2 separate regions of the Homo sapiens genome follow, and region 2 is linked to region 1. A link is a contact called in ENCODE Hi-C or POLR2A ChIA-PET data. All regions are on one chromosome and are shown on one strand. Each heading gives the region's core, a stretch centred on a gene start or an enhancer-like site at or near the end of the contact. The rest is flanking DNA. Distances are from core to core; before and after follow the strand shown. Region 1 has its middle 47 kb from the start of ZFR. Region 2 overlaps LOC124900954 (a long non-coding RNA gene).

Region 1 (6,624 bases), core at 624-3,123:
CCAGGGATGCCTGTGGCCCAACAGGTAAGTCTGTATTTGTTCAGGGGTAAAATATTGGCAAGTCCTTCTAGATGCACCCTTAAACTATGTTTTCCCATCAGCTTGTTAACAACACTGTCAGCTTTTGATTTATATCTGTCTGCCTCCATTTTCTTATTCCTCCATTGATTCCAGACTTAGGAAAGGCAGAAAAAAGTATTATTTTGGCTTTCTAAGCACTATGGAGTAGTATGCAGCAGTTAAAGAGAAATAAGTAGGCCAGGCGCTGTGGCTCATTCCTATAATCCCAGCATTTTGGTAGGCCGAGGTGGGTGGATCACTTGAGGTTAGGAGTTCAAGACCAGCCTGGCCAACATGGTGAAACCTCATCTCTACTAAAAACACAAAAAATTTAGCAGAGCATGGTGGCATGTGCCTGTGATCCCAGCTACTCGGGAGGCTAAGGCAGGAGAATTGCTTGAACCCGGGAGGCAGATGTTTCATTGAGCCAAGATCATGCCATTGCACTCCAGCCTTGGCAGCAGAGTGAGACTCCATCTGAAAAAGAAAAAAAAGAACTAAATGGCTTCAGAGAAATGTACATGGAAAGGTTTATTGATAAAACATATCTTATTGTTAATTTAAAAAGTCAAGCTGTAAGCTGGGCATGGTGACTCCTGCCTGTAATTGCAGCAGTTTAGGAGGCTGAGGCAGGAGGATTGCTTGAGCCCAGAAGGTCAAGGCTGCAGTGAGCCATGATCATGCCTCAGCACTTTAGCCTGAATGACAGAGCATGATCCTGTTTAAAATATATATATATATTTATATATATTTATATATAAAGAAAAAAATCAAGCTGTAAAAGAAAAAGAAGACAGATATAATATCATCCTATTTATGCTAATAAAAAGCTCCACAAACAATAAAACTCAATATTTCTCTAGTACATTTATGTATGTGAAAACATATAGAAAGTTCAGGAATAACAATGGCTTCTGTATGTTGGATTTGAATTTTTAAAACAGTAGAATATGTCTCTGTAATTTACAGTTAAAAATGAAAAAATCATGTGTGTGAGTAGAGTGTCTGACTAATGGATAGCCCCTTTTGAAGGTTCTGAGGTCTTTTTCTATTATTTTCAGGTTATGAGTTGTGAGATTTTCCCTGATTGGGATTGTAGGAGAGGAGGGATGGATATGCCAGCCACGTGGAACCCAGGGCTGCAGGGTGAATGAAAGCTCCTGCCCTGGGAGCAGATTCTGGGATCCATAATGAGGGCTGAGTGTTGGGCTAGAAAAGCAGACCCCGCATAGGATTGGGGAAGCTGGGCAGGCAGGATTGGGATTGAAGTTTGGGTGCCAGGCTGAATTTGGGAGTTGATTTTTTTTTTTTTTTTTTTTTTTGTATTTTAGTAGAGACGGGGTTTCACCATTTTGCCGAGGCTGGTCCTGAACTCCTGAGCTCAGGCAATCCGCCTGCCTCGGCTTCCCAAAGTGCTATGATTACAGGCGTGAGCCACCGGGCCTGGCCGGGGCTTGATTTTTATTCACTGCTTTCTGTGACATGCACCGGTGGGTTGACTGGGTTTAATGTATAGAATTGGGCCAGAAAGAACTGTGCTTTTAAGCACAGCTGCTCAATGTCTGCATTTGTGAAGTATCAAAGTACCCAACTAATGTTTGACATGCATAGACTAAATCTGGGGATGCCACCAGAGCGAGGACACTATTACCTGTCACACAGTCCTGCTGCAGCTTCTTTACCTCACACGGTCCTGCTGCAGCTTCGAGGAGGACTCTGCACCTGCAGATCCTTAAAAAAGCTCTGTCTGGGTGTCCAATGGAAGAGCGGTGAAATGCAAGAATATAACAACTCTCAATTTTCTATCGTCCTTTACCTCCACCACGAGAGGGCGCATGGATTTCGGTCAGAGAAGTGACTTGGGCCTGGGCAGGAGGCCAGGCTGGGATAATTACTTCCAGGTGTGGGGGGCTCTGTGCCTCTTCCCAGAGGCCATAGAAATGAACCCTTCAATTGGCCAAATAGATTATGTCATTTTGACTATTGATTCTCCCCTACGGCTGCTGGTTCTAACCCAAGTTTATAACAGTCACTGCGTTAACAATTGCGTTTAACTCTTGATTGTCCTAGCTTTCATTTGATAATTCTTTGAGCTGGCTGCTGCTTCTTTCTTATGTGTTTACTTTCAGGCCACATCATCAGCCTTCTGCAAATATGGCAAAAACTGAGTGGGAGAGGAGGGTATCATTTGTCCTCAGTTTTGTCACTAAAGACTACATCACAAAAAAGGCCCATCCCTTTGTAAACAGAAAGAAAAGAGAAAAATGGCACAGAAATTCCTAGAAGCAGCATTCCATCTTTTGTTTGTTGGTTTCATTTGTTTCGTTTTGAGGTTGTGAGCAGATGGCCCAGCTGCATCAATAACAGAGTCAGAGCTTACTAGAAAAGAGCGGAGATTTAAGAGAGTGGGTGATGCTAATAGCTCACCCCATCTCCCTTTGCACTATTTCTCCAAGTAAAGACTGCCTCCTGCCTGCATCTGAGCTGCTTGTAAAAATGCAGCTTTCTGGCCTGCATCCCAACCTAAGGAATCAGAATCTGGAATCCTGAATCTGCATTTTTAATAAGTTCCCTAGTTGATTTCTTTATTCTTTTTTTTTTTCTTTTTTGAGGCAGGGTCTCACTCTGTTGCCCAGGCTGGAGTACAGTGGCATGATCCCAGCTCAGCTAAACTCTGCCTCCTGGGCTCAAGTGATCCTCCCACCTCAGCCTCCCAGTAGCTGGAATTACAGGTGTGCGCCACCATGCCCGGCTAATTTTTGTATTTTTAGTAGAGACGGGGTTTCACCTTGTTGCCCAGGCTGGTCTCAAACTCCTGGCCTCCAGTGAACCACCTGCCTTGGCCTCCCAAAGTGCTGGGATTACAGACATGAGCCACCACACGTGGTCCCCTAGTTGATTTCTTATGGCTATACATTACATTTGAGATTAGAGGTAAGCCTCCTGGGGCGAGGCAAGAGGGGAGATGTGACACCCAGGGATAATATTTCTGCACCAGGATTCAGGCAGGACCTTACCCCGAGACAAAGGTCACATAGCCCAGGAAGCTGCCCTGTGGAAAACAAAGCAGCCAGTAGCTGGGCCTGAGGATGGACAGGAGAGGCTGTGAAGCTACAGAAGCCGGATTCAGCCCCACTGGGAGCTACAGAAGCTGGACTCAGCCCCACTGGGAGCTACAGAAGCTGGACTCAGCCCCACTGGGAGCTACAGAAGCTGGACTCAGCCCCACTGGGAGCTACAGAAGCTGGACTCAGCACTGCTGGGAGCCATCTAGATGGAGAAATGGAAACTCTGGAAGAGAATCTGAGGATTCCCTGCTCTTTGCCACTTAGAAACACCCAGAAACCCCAAGTGCAATGCCCAACAGTGTTGATTCTATCTGCAGAGCACCTCTGAAAAATTACTTTCCATAGTGCGGGAAAACTCCTTAGTCGCACTTCCTAGAGTTTCACCAAATACAGCTTGATTCGTGTGGGATTTTTGTTTTGTTTTTAGATCTTCTTTTTAAGTGCAAATCCCCTTGGGAAAATGGAGCTCTTGTTCAGACCTTGGAGAAGATTTGCTTATTACCTCTCATTACATAGTTATGATCTTTTACCCTAAGAAGCAAATGAAACATTTTTGTTGAATTCAGAAAAAGAGGTAATTTTAGAGCCCAGGGAAGCTTAAGGGGTAGAAGAATGGGGATAGAATATTAATTCCACGCCAGATGTGGTGGCTCATGCCTGTAATCCCAGCACTTTGGGAGGCCGAGACAGGAGGAACACTTCAGCCTGTTAACAGTGGCGTAATGGTGGGGGTCTGCAGCAACCTCAATTCTTGCCTCCCCAGAAGACAAAATTTGACCAAGGGGCATAAGGCAGAAGGAGAGACTGAGGCAAGTGTTAGAGCAGGAGTGAAAGTTTATTAAAAAGCTTTAGAGCAGGAATGAAAGGAAGGAAAGTACACTTGGAAGAGGGTCAAGCAGGGGACTTCAGGGATCAAATACGTGGTTTGACCTTTTGACTTGGGGTTTTATATGTTGGCATACTTCTGGGGTCTTGCGTTACTTCTCCCCTGATTCTTCCTTTGGGGTGGGCTGTCCGCATGTGCAGCGGCCTGCCAGCACTTGGTAGGGGCTGCATGCACAGTGTGTTTACTGGAATTGTACACGTGCTCACTTTGTGTCTCTATCTGTATCTCTCTTCATGTCTCTCTCTGTCTCTGCATCCATCTATCTATCTATCTATCTATCTATCTATCTATCTATCTATCTATCTATCTATCTATCTATCTACACATATGTATCTCCAGCCTGGGGAATATAGTAAAATCCTATCTCAAAAAAAAACAATGAACATGATGAGAGAGAGACAGAGTTGCAGAGACAGAGAGAGACATGAAGAGAGATACAGAGAGAAACAGAGACGCAAAGGGAGAGGGACAGAGACAGAGGCAGAGACCTTATTGGCTCACGCCAATGTCAGGGCTGGCGAGTCTGAAATCTGCAGGGCAGGATGACAGGCTGGAAACCCAGGGAAGAGTTGATGTAGCCATAGTCCAAAGACAGTCTGGGGGCTGAATTTCTTCCGCAGGATACCTCAGTCTTTTTCTCTTAATGCTTTTAACTGACTGGATGAGGCTCACCCACATTATGGGGAGTAATCTGTTTTACTCAAAGTCTACAGATTTAAATGTTAAGGAAGGCATCCAAATGCCTTCACAACATTGATTTGGGGAGGCAAAGGTAATAAATATGAAATAAAGCAAAAGAAATTGAACAAGGACAAAATACCTTCACAGCAACATCTAGACTGATGTTTGACCAAAAACTAGGTACCATGGCCTTGCCAAGTTGACACATAAAATTAACTATCACAGGCTCTTAATCTTCAACCTGGACAGGACACATCTGACTTCTGCTCATGGGTCATTGACTAAAGTATATCACATGGCCACATCTAACTTCAAGGGGGCAGAGAAATGCAAATCCTACCATCTACCCAGAAGGAGAAGAGTCAGAACATTTGTGAACAGCCCTAATGTCCACCATAATCCTCATTTCACTAAGGCAGTGCAAGCACATTCTGAGTCAATTTGGCATCCCTTTCTTTCCCTGGGTTCCATCTATGGAGGTGGTAGGAGGACTCACATATGCCATGGCAGTAGATGATTCCTGGACCTGGTTCATTATCTATTCAGGTTGGCATGTCTTGAGACATCCATCTGTTTGCGGTTGTCTGCCTACCCCATTTCAGTTTACAGGGCTCCATGAGAGCCAGCCGCTGTTGTGGGTATATAAGCACCTTTCTGGAACAAGCAGGAATTATACTGTTCTTCCTGGGCCATCCTAGGACACAATAAATTATTTGAGGTTGGGGTGGTGGAGACTGCTAGTTGCCCCCAATGTCTGTTCTCTTCTTCTCTAGATATTATTATTACTTTTTTAGAGACAGGCTCTTGCTATGTTGCCCAGGCTGGACTCGAACTCCTGGGCTCAAGGGATCCTCCTGCCTCAGTCTTCCAAGTAGCTTGGATTACAGGTATACACCACTGTGCCTGGCTCAGAACACTCAATTTTTAGCTGGGCACACATCCAGAATAATGAATACAATTCCCAGACTTCTTTGCAGCTTGGTGGAGTCACGAGTCTAGAGTCTGGTCACTGGGATATAGGCGGTGGAGAATATATATATATAAAAATCATCCATTATGGGGCCTTAAAGGCCGAGAGTGGGCTTTTCTTCCTTATTTTCTTCTTCCTACTGTCTGGAGCATGGATGAGATGACTGGACTATGGGCAGTCATTTTGGAGAATGAGGAGACTTTGGGAATGGAGGTCATACATAGTGAAGCAAAACTTGGAAGGAGTGCTATAGCAACCCTCGATCACCAATCTGTCATGTGAAAGGCAAATTTACTTCCTACTTGTTTAAGCCACGTGCTTGATTTTCTGTCACTTGCCGAATGTAATGTAATTATAGCAAAGCAAGAATTTCTGCACCTGGCTGAGCGCGGTGGCTCATGCCTGTAATCCCAGCACTTTGGGAGGCAGAGGCGCGTAGATTGCCTGAGGCCAGGAGTTCGAGATCATCCTGGCCAACATGTCGAAACCCTGTCTCTACTAAAAATACAACAAATTGGCCGGGCGCAGTGGCTCACGCCTGTAATCCCAGCACTTTGGGAGGCCGAGATGGGCGGATCACAAAGTAAGGAGTTCAGGACCAGCCTGGCCAATGTGGTGAAACCCCGTTTCTACTAAAAACACAAAAAAATTAGCTGGGCGTGGTGGCGGACACCTGTAGTCCCAGCTACTCAGGAGGCTGAGGCAGGAAAATGTCTTGAACCCGGGAGGTGGAGGTTACAGTGAGCCGAGATCATGCCACTGCACTCCAGCCTGGGTGACAGAGCGAGACTCCATCTCAAAAAAAAAAAAAAGAAAAAAAAATTAGCCAGGCATGGTGGTGCGCACCTGTAATCCCAACTACTCAGGAGGCTGAGGCACGAGAATCTCGTGAACCCAGGAGGTGGATGTTGCAGTGAGCTGAGATCGTGCCACTGCACTCCAGCCAGGGCGACAGAGTG
Region 2 (6,123 bases), core at 3,154-5,653, 33 kb after region 1:
AGGAGGCTAGGATCCAGAATATATAAATAACTCTAACAATTCAACAACCAAAGCACAAAATACGCAGTTTAAAAATAGGCAAAAGGGGATAACCAAAGCAATCCTAGACAAAAAGAACAAAGCTAGAGGCATCACACTACCCAAATTCAAACTATAAGGCTACAGAAGTTAAAATAGCATGGCACTGGCACAAAAACAGGTGCATAGACCAATGGATAGAGAACCCAGAAATAAAGCCACACATCTACAACCATATGATCTCCGACAAAGTTGACAATAACAAGCAATGTGGAAGGAACTCCCTATTCAATAAATGGTGCTGGGATAACTGACTAGCCATTTGCAGAAGAATCAAACTGGATTCCTGCCTTTCACCATATACAAAAATTAACACACGATGGATTGAAGTCTTAAATGTAAGACCTAAAACTTTACAAATTCTAGAAGAAAACCTAGGAAATACTATTCTGGACATTGGCCTTGGCAAAAAGTTTATAATGAAGTGCCCAAAAGCAATTGCAACAAAAAAATTGACAAGTGGAGCCTAATTAAAATAAAGAATTTCTGCATAGCAAAACAAACAAACAAACAAACAAAAACTATCAACAGACTAAACAGCCAACCTACAGAATGGGAGAAAATATTTGCAAACTATGCATCCAACAAAGGTCTGATATCCAGAATCTATAAGGAACTTAATTCAACAAGCAAAAAACAAGCAACCTCATTAAAAAATGGTCAAAGGACATGAACAGACCCTTCTCAAAATATGATATACATGCAGCCAACAAATATATGAAAAAATGCTCAACATCACTAATCATTAAAGAAATACAAATCAAAACCACAATTAGATACCATCTCACATCACTCAGAATGGCTATTAAAAAGTCAAAAAATGACAGATGTTGCCAAGGTTGTATAGAAAAGGGAATGCTTATACACTGTTGCTGGGAATGTAAATTAGTTCAGTCCCCATGGAAAAGGGTTTGGAGATTTCTCAACTTAAAACAGGACTACCATTCAACTTGGCAATCCTATTACTGGGTATATACCCAAAGGAAAGTAAGTCATTCTACCAAAAAGGCATGTGCACTCATAAGTTTATCACAGCACTTTCACCATAGCAAAGACAAGGAATCGACCTAGGTGCCAATGAATGGTGGACTAGATAAAGAAAATGTGGTACATATACACCACGGAATACTACACAGCCATAAAAAAGAATGAAATCACATCCTTTGCAGTAACATGGATGCAGGTGGAGGCCATTATCTTAAGTGAATTAATGCAGGAACAGAAAACCAAACACCACATGTTCTAACTTATAAGTGGGCGCTAAATATTGAGCACACAAATACATAAGAAGGGAACAATGACACTGGGGACAGAGTGAGATCTTGTCTCAAAATTAATTTATTTTTATTTTTTTTTTGAGACAAGATTTCACTCTGTCACCCAGGTTGGAGTACAGTGGCACAATCACAGCTCAATGCAGCCTCAATTTCCAGGGCGCAAGTGATCCTCCCAACTCAGCCTCCTGAGTAGCTGGGATTACAGGCATGTGCCACCACACCTGGCTAAATAAAAAAAAAAAAATTTTTTTTTTGCAGAGTTGGAGTCTCACTAAGTTGCCCTGGCTGTTCTCAAATTCTTGGACAAAAGCGATCCTCCTTCCCTGGCCTCCCAAATTGCTGGGATCATAGGCATGAGCTGCCTTGACCACTGACACTGGAGGCTACTAGAAAAGGGAGGATGGAAGAAGGGCGAGGGTTGAAAAACTGCCTATGCTCACTACCTGGGTGATGGAATCATTTGTACACCAAACCTCAGTGACACACAATTTACCCATGTAACAAACCTGGACGTGTACCCCCTGATCAAAAATAGAAGTTGAAAAAAAATGGGCAAAGGATTTGAATAGACTTTCTCTAAAGAAGATACACAAGCGACTAATAAGTACATGAACAGCTGCTCAACATCATCCGGTAGTTTAGGAAAATGGAAATCAAAGCCTCAGTGAAATACTGTTTCATGCTTGCTAGATGGGTAAAATAACAAAGAGACAAAATAGGAAGCACTGGCCAGGATATGGAGAAATCAGAAACCCTCATACATTGCTGATGGGATTGTAAAACGGTGCAGCCACTTTGGAAAACAGTTTGGCAGTTCCTCAAAAATTTAAACATAGAGTCACCTTATGACCAGGCAATTGTGCTCCTATGTATATGCCCAAGAGAAATGAAAACATATGTCCATACGAAAACTTGCACATGAATGCTTATAGAAGCATTATTCATAATAGCCAACAAATGGAAACAACCCAAATGTCCATCAATAAACAAACATAAATAAACAAAATGTGGTATCTCCAAACAATGGAATATTTTCAGTCATAAAAAGGAATGATATACTGATTCATGCTACAGTGTGGATGAACCTTGAAAACATAATGCTAAGTTAAAGAAGGCAGACACAAAAGACCACATCTTGTACAGTTGCACTTATGTGAAATGTCCAGAATAAGAAAATTCATAGCAACAGGAAGTAGATTGGGGGTTTCCAGAGGTTAGAAGAAGGAGGGAATGCAGAATGATTGCTAATGGGTCAGGGGTTTCTTTTTGGAGTGATGAAAATATTTGAAATTAGAGAGAGGGGATGGTTACGCAACCTTGTGAATATGTTAACACCCATGGAATGTGCTTCAGTGGCGAATTTTATGATACGTGCATTAAATGTCAATAAAGTTGTCATTGAAAAAAAAAAGGTTGCGAGGCTGCCTTAGAAGCAGCTGCACTCCCCAAGCAGTGGGTCTAAGGTGCTTATTTTCTGGGACCAGAGGTGAAAACTGATGTATGAATTCTGACCTGGCATCATTTAAAAAGAGATTTTGCCTGGCACTGTGGGGTGTGACTATAGTCCTGGCTACTTGGGAGGCTGAGGCGGGAGGATTACTTGAGCCCAGGAGTTGGAGGCTGCAGCGAGCTATGATCACACCTATGAATAGCCACTGCACTCCAACTTAGGCAACATAGCAAGACCCTGTCTTTAAAAAAGAGAAAAAGAGATCTTGCCCAAGAGGACTGCCTGAGAGTACGATGGGACACAACAGAGAGACAGTCCGTGTGGAGACGGCCACCCCATGCTAAGGTTGCCAAGGGTGATGAATGACAAACCAAAGCAGAGGCCATTCCCCAACTCCAAGTGAAGAGGAGCAGTCAGACAGCTTCCTGGCCAGCCCATCGGAGTAACCAGGAGAGAAGCATCAGCTCAAATCATTTAACATGTTCAGAGAAACTCCAAGCCTGGAGGGTCAGAAGTCCCAGAAAGTGCGGGCTGTGGAGGAGAGGCTCCCAGAGGAAAAAGAGAAGCAGACAATCACCCTCTCCTTGACTGCATGCTTCTGCCTTGAGCAGGCCACGCTGAGGCAAGTTGACATAAAGTCAAGAGTTCCGATGATTATACTGCATGAGACATATTAATTTATAACATTAGTTTTTCTTGTGGCTGAAAGCAATCAGAATATTTTCTTTCTTATCTTTTTTTTTTGAGATGGAGTTTTGCTCTTGTTGCCCAGGCTGGAGTGCAATGGCGCGATCTCGGCTCACTGCAACCTCCACCTCCCAGGCTCAGATGATTTTCCTGCCCCAGCCTCCCGACTAGCTGGGATTACAGGTACGAGCCACCATGCCTGGCTAATTTTTGTATTTTTAGTAGAGACGGGGTTTCACCATCTTGGCCAGGCTGGTCCTGAACTCCTGGCCTTAAGTGATCTGCCTGCCCTGACCTCCCAAAGTGCTGGGATTATAGGAGTGAGCCACCACGCCTGGCCGCGATCGGAATATTTTTTAACTCTTAGAATTAATGAAAAACTATGGGGTTTGCCCAGGTTTCATACATACATGGGTAAGAACTAGCACCACAGAACATCCATCCGGTGCCTACTCCTCAACACAGATGTAATCTGAATAAATCACTGCAGAGAGCGGTAAGTCCTATGATGAAACAATAGTTCAGATGAGAGATGAAGATGTGAAATCAAGTATATGAGGAAAAGGGGAAAACTTAGGTTTAAAAATCGACGAATTTGGCCAGGCATAGTGGCTCATGGGAGCCTGAGGCGGGAGGATTGCTTAAGCTTAGGAGTTTGAGGCCAGCCTGGGCACAGGGCAAAACCCCGTCTCTACAAAAAATACAAAAAATAGCCAGTTGTGGGAGAGTTAGCGGCCTCCGGTGTGGGAAGGCCACGGAGCCGGGCCGGAGACATGGCCCGGGGGCCCGGCCAGCTAGGCAGGCCTCGCCCCGATACGGTCGCCATGCCCAAGAGAGGAAAGCGACTCAAGTTCTGGGCCCACGACGCCTGCTCTGGACAAGTGACTGAGGTGGATTACGCCAACTCGGATCCAGCGGTCGTGAGGTCTGGATGAGTCAAGAAAGCCTTAGCCAACGCTGTTCAGCAGGAAGTAAAATCTCTTTGTGGCTTGGAAGCCTCTCAGGTTCCTGCAGAGGAAGCTCTTTCTGGGGCTGGTGAGCCCTGTGACATCATCGACAGCGGTGATGAGACGATGCCCAGGAGGAAAGCATCTGTGAGAGAACTGTCTCCAGAAAAAAGAAAAGCAAGAGGCACAAAGAAGAACTGGACGGGGCTGGAGGAGAAGAGTATCCCATGGATATTTGGCTATTGCTGGCCTCCTATATCTGTCCTGAGGACATTGTGAATTTTTCCCTGATTTGTAAGAATGCTCGGACTGTCACTTGCACTGCTGCCTTTTGGACAAGGTTGTACCGAAGGCACTACACGCTGGATGCTTCCCTGCCTTTGCGTCTGCGACCAGAGTCAATGGAGAAGCTGCGCTGTCTCCGGGCTTGTGTGATCCGATCTCTGTACCATATATGTATGAGCCATTTGCTGCTCCAATCTCCAAGAATCCAAGCACCCCCAGCACATTAAAGAATTCCAAATGCTTACTTTTCTGGTGCAGAAATATTGTTGGGAACAGACAGGAACCAATGTGGAAATTCAACTTCAAGTTAAAAAAACAGGTTAAAGAGCAAGTGTACAGGAGGATTGCAGCCCCCTGTTCAGTACGAAGATGTTCATACCAATCCACACCGGGACTGCTGCCTACTGCAGGCCACCACCCTCAATTTCATCTTCATTCCGATTGTCATGAGAATGATATTTACTCTCTTTACTATCAATGTGAGCAAGGACATACGGCATCATTGAGTGAGACTGGTGTTTCAAGATTCCCCTGTCCATGGTGGTCGGAAACTGTGCAGTGAACAGGGTGTGCAAGTCATCCTGGACCCAGTGCACAGCTTTCGGCTCTTTGACTGATGGCACCCTCAGTACCCATTCTCCCTGAGAGCGTAGTTACTGCTTCCCATCCCTTGGGGGCAGCCCCGATTCTAGTCCATTAGTAATCAGATTCCAGTTTGGACAGGGCGGCTGGATTATATATCTGGTTAGTAATGTACATGCTCTTCAGGTTCTAGGGCTCCTGTTAGGGGAGGGAGAAATGTTGAATCAAGAGGGAAAACAACTACTATGATTTATAAACATATTTTAATGTAAAAATTTGCATTAAAAAAATAGCCAGTTGTGGTGTCGTGTGCCTGTAGTCCCAGCTATTTGGGAGGCTGAGGTGGGAGGATTGTTTGAGTCTGGGAGGACCAGGCTGCAGTGAGCCGAGATCGCCCCAGTGTACTCTGGCCTAGGCAGCAGAGTGAGATCCTGTCTCAAAGAAAGAAAGAAAAAAATGGACAAATTTGAGCAGCAGATTAGATGTGGGAAGTAACAAAGAAGGAGACATCAGAGATGACTTTAAGTGTCTAATTTGGGAGATCAGGTGACTGATTGTCATTAACAGCTGAAGGAAGGAGGGAGGAGCAGATATTGGTGGAGGAAAGGAAGATACAAAGTTTTTTTTTTTTTTTTTTTTGAGACGGAGTCTCGCTCTGTTGCCCAGACTGGAATGCAGTGGTGCGATCTAAGCTCACTGCAAGCTCCGCCTCCCGGGTTCACAACATTCTCCTGCCTCAGCCTCCTGAGTAGCTGGGACTACAGGCACCCGCCACCACGCCTGGCTAATTTTTTGTACTTTTAGTAGAGACGGGGTT

What was found. Hi-C counts contacts between places; a loop is a spot of excess contacts on that map. ChIA-PET counts read pairs that join two places held with the same protein, here RNA polymerase II (POLR2A). Pooled maps may share reads with other maps.
Region 2: a map of HepG2 shows a loop between it and region 1 (9-fold over the local background). The contact joins two enhancer-like sites. A Hi-C loop is called at or near these places in 9 of 168 maps with a recorded cell type or tissue (CD4-positive, alpha-beta T cell, CD4-positive, alpha-beta memory T cell, Caco-2 and 4 more), 22 of 37 single-sample maps with no recorded cell type and 15 of 50 pooled maps. POLR2A ChIA-PET finds 5 or more read pairs at or near these places in 19 of 52 experiments (A549, A673, AG04450 and 15 more).

What each region holds. Positions count from the first base shown.
Region 1 is chr5:32,488,003-32,494,626 of GRCh38, forward strand. No RefSeq gene overlaps it. Among named protein-coding and RNA genes, the nearest start is that of ZFR, 47 kb to the left of the region's middle. Within about 2 kb of position 1,874, at least 2 of the 41 ENCODE cell types and tissues checked have a DNase peak (open chromatin) inside an H3K27ac peak, as active enhancers do.
Region 2 is chr5:32,518,493-32,524,615 of GRCh38, forward strand. All of the region lies in intron 2 of LOC124900954 (a long non-coding RNA gene), which reads left to right. It also overlaps the pseudogene TMEM183AP2. Among named protein-coding and RNA genes, the nearest start is that of SUB1, 64 kb to the right of the region's middle. Within about 2 kb of position 4,404, at least 2 of the 41 ENCODE cell types and tissues checked have a DNase peak (open chromatin) inside an H3K27ac peak, as active enhancers do.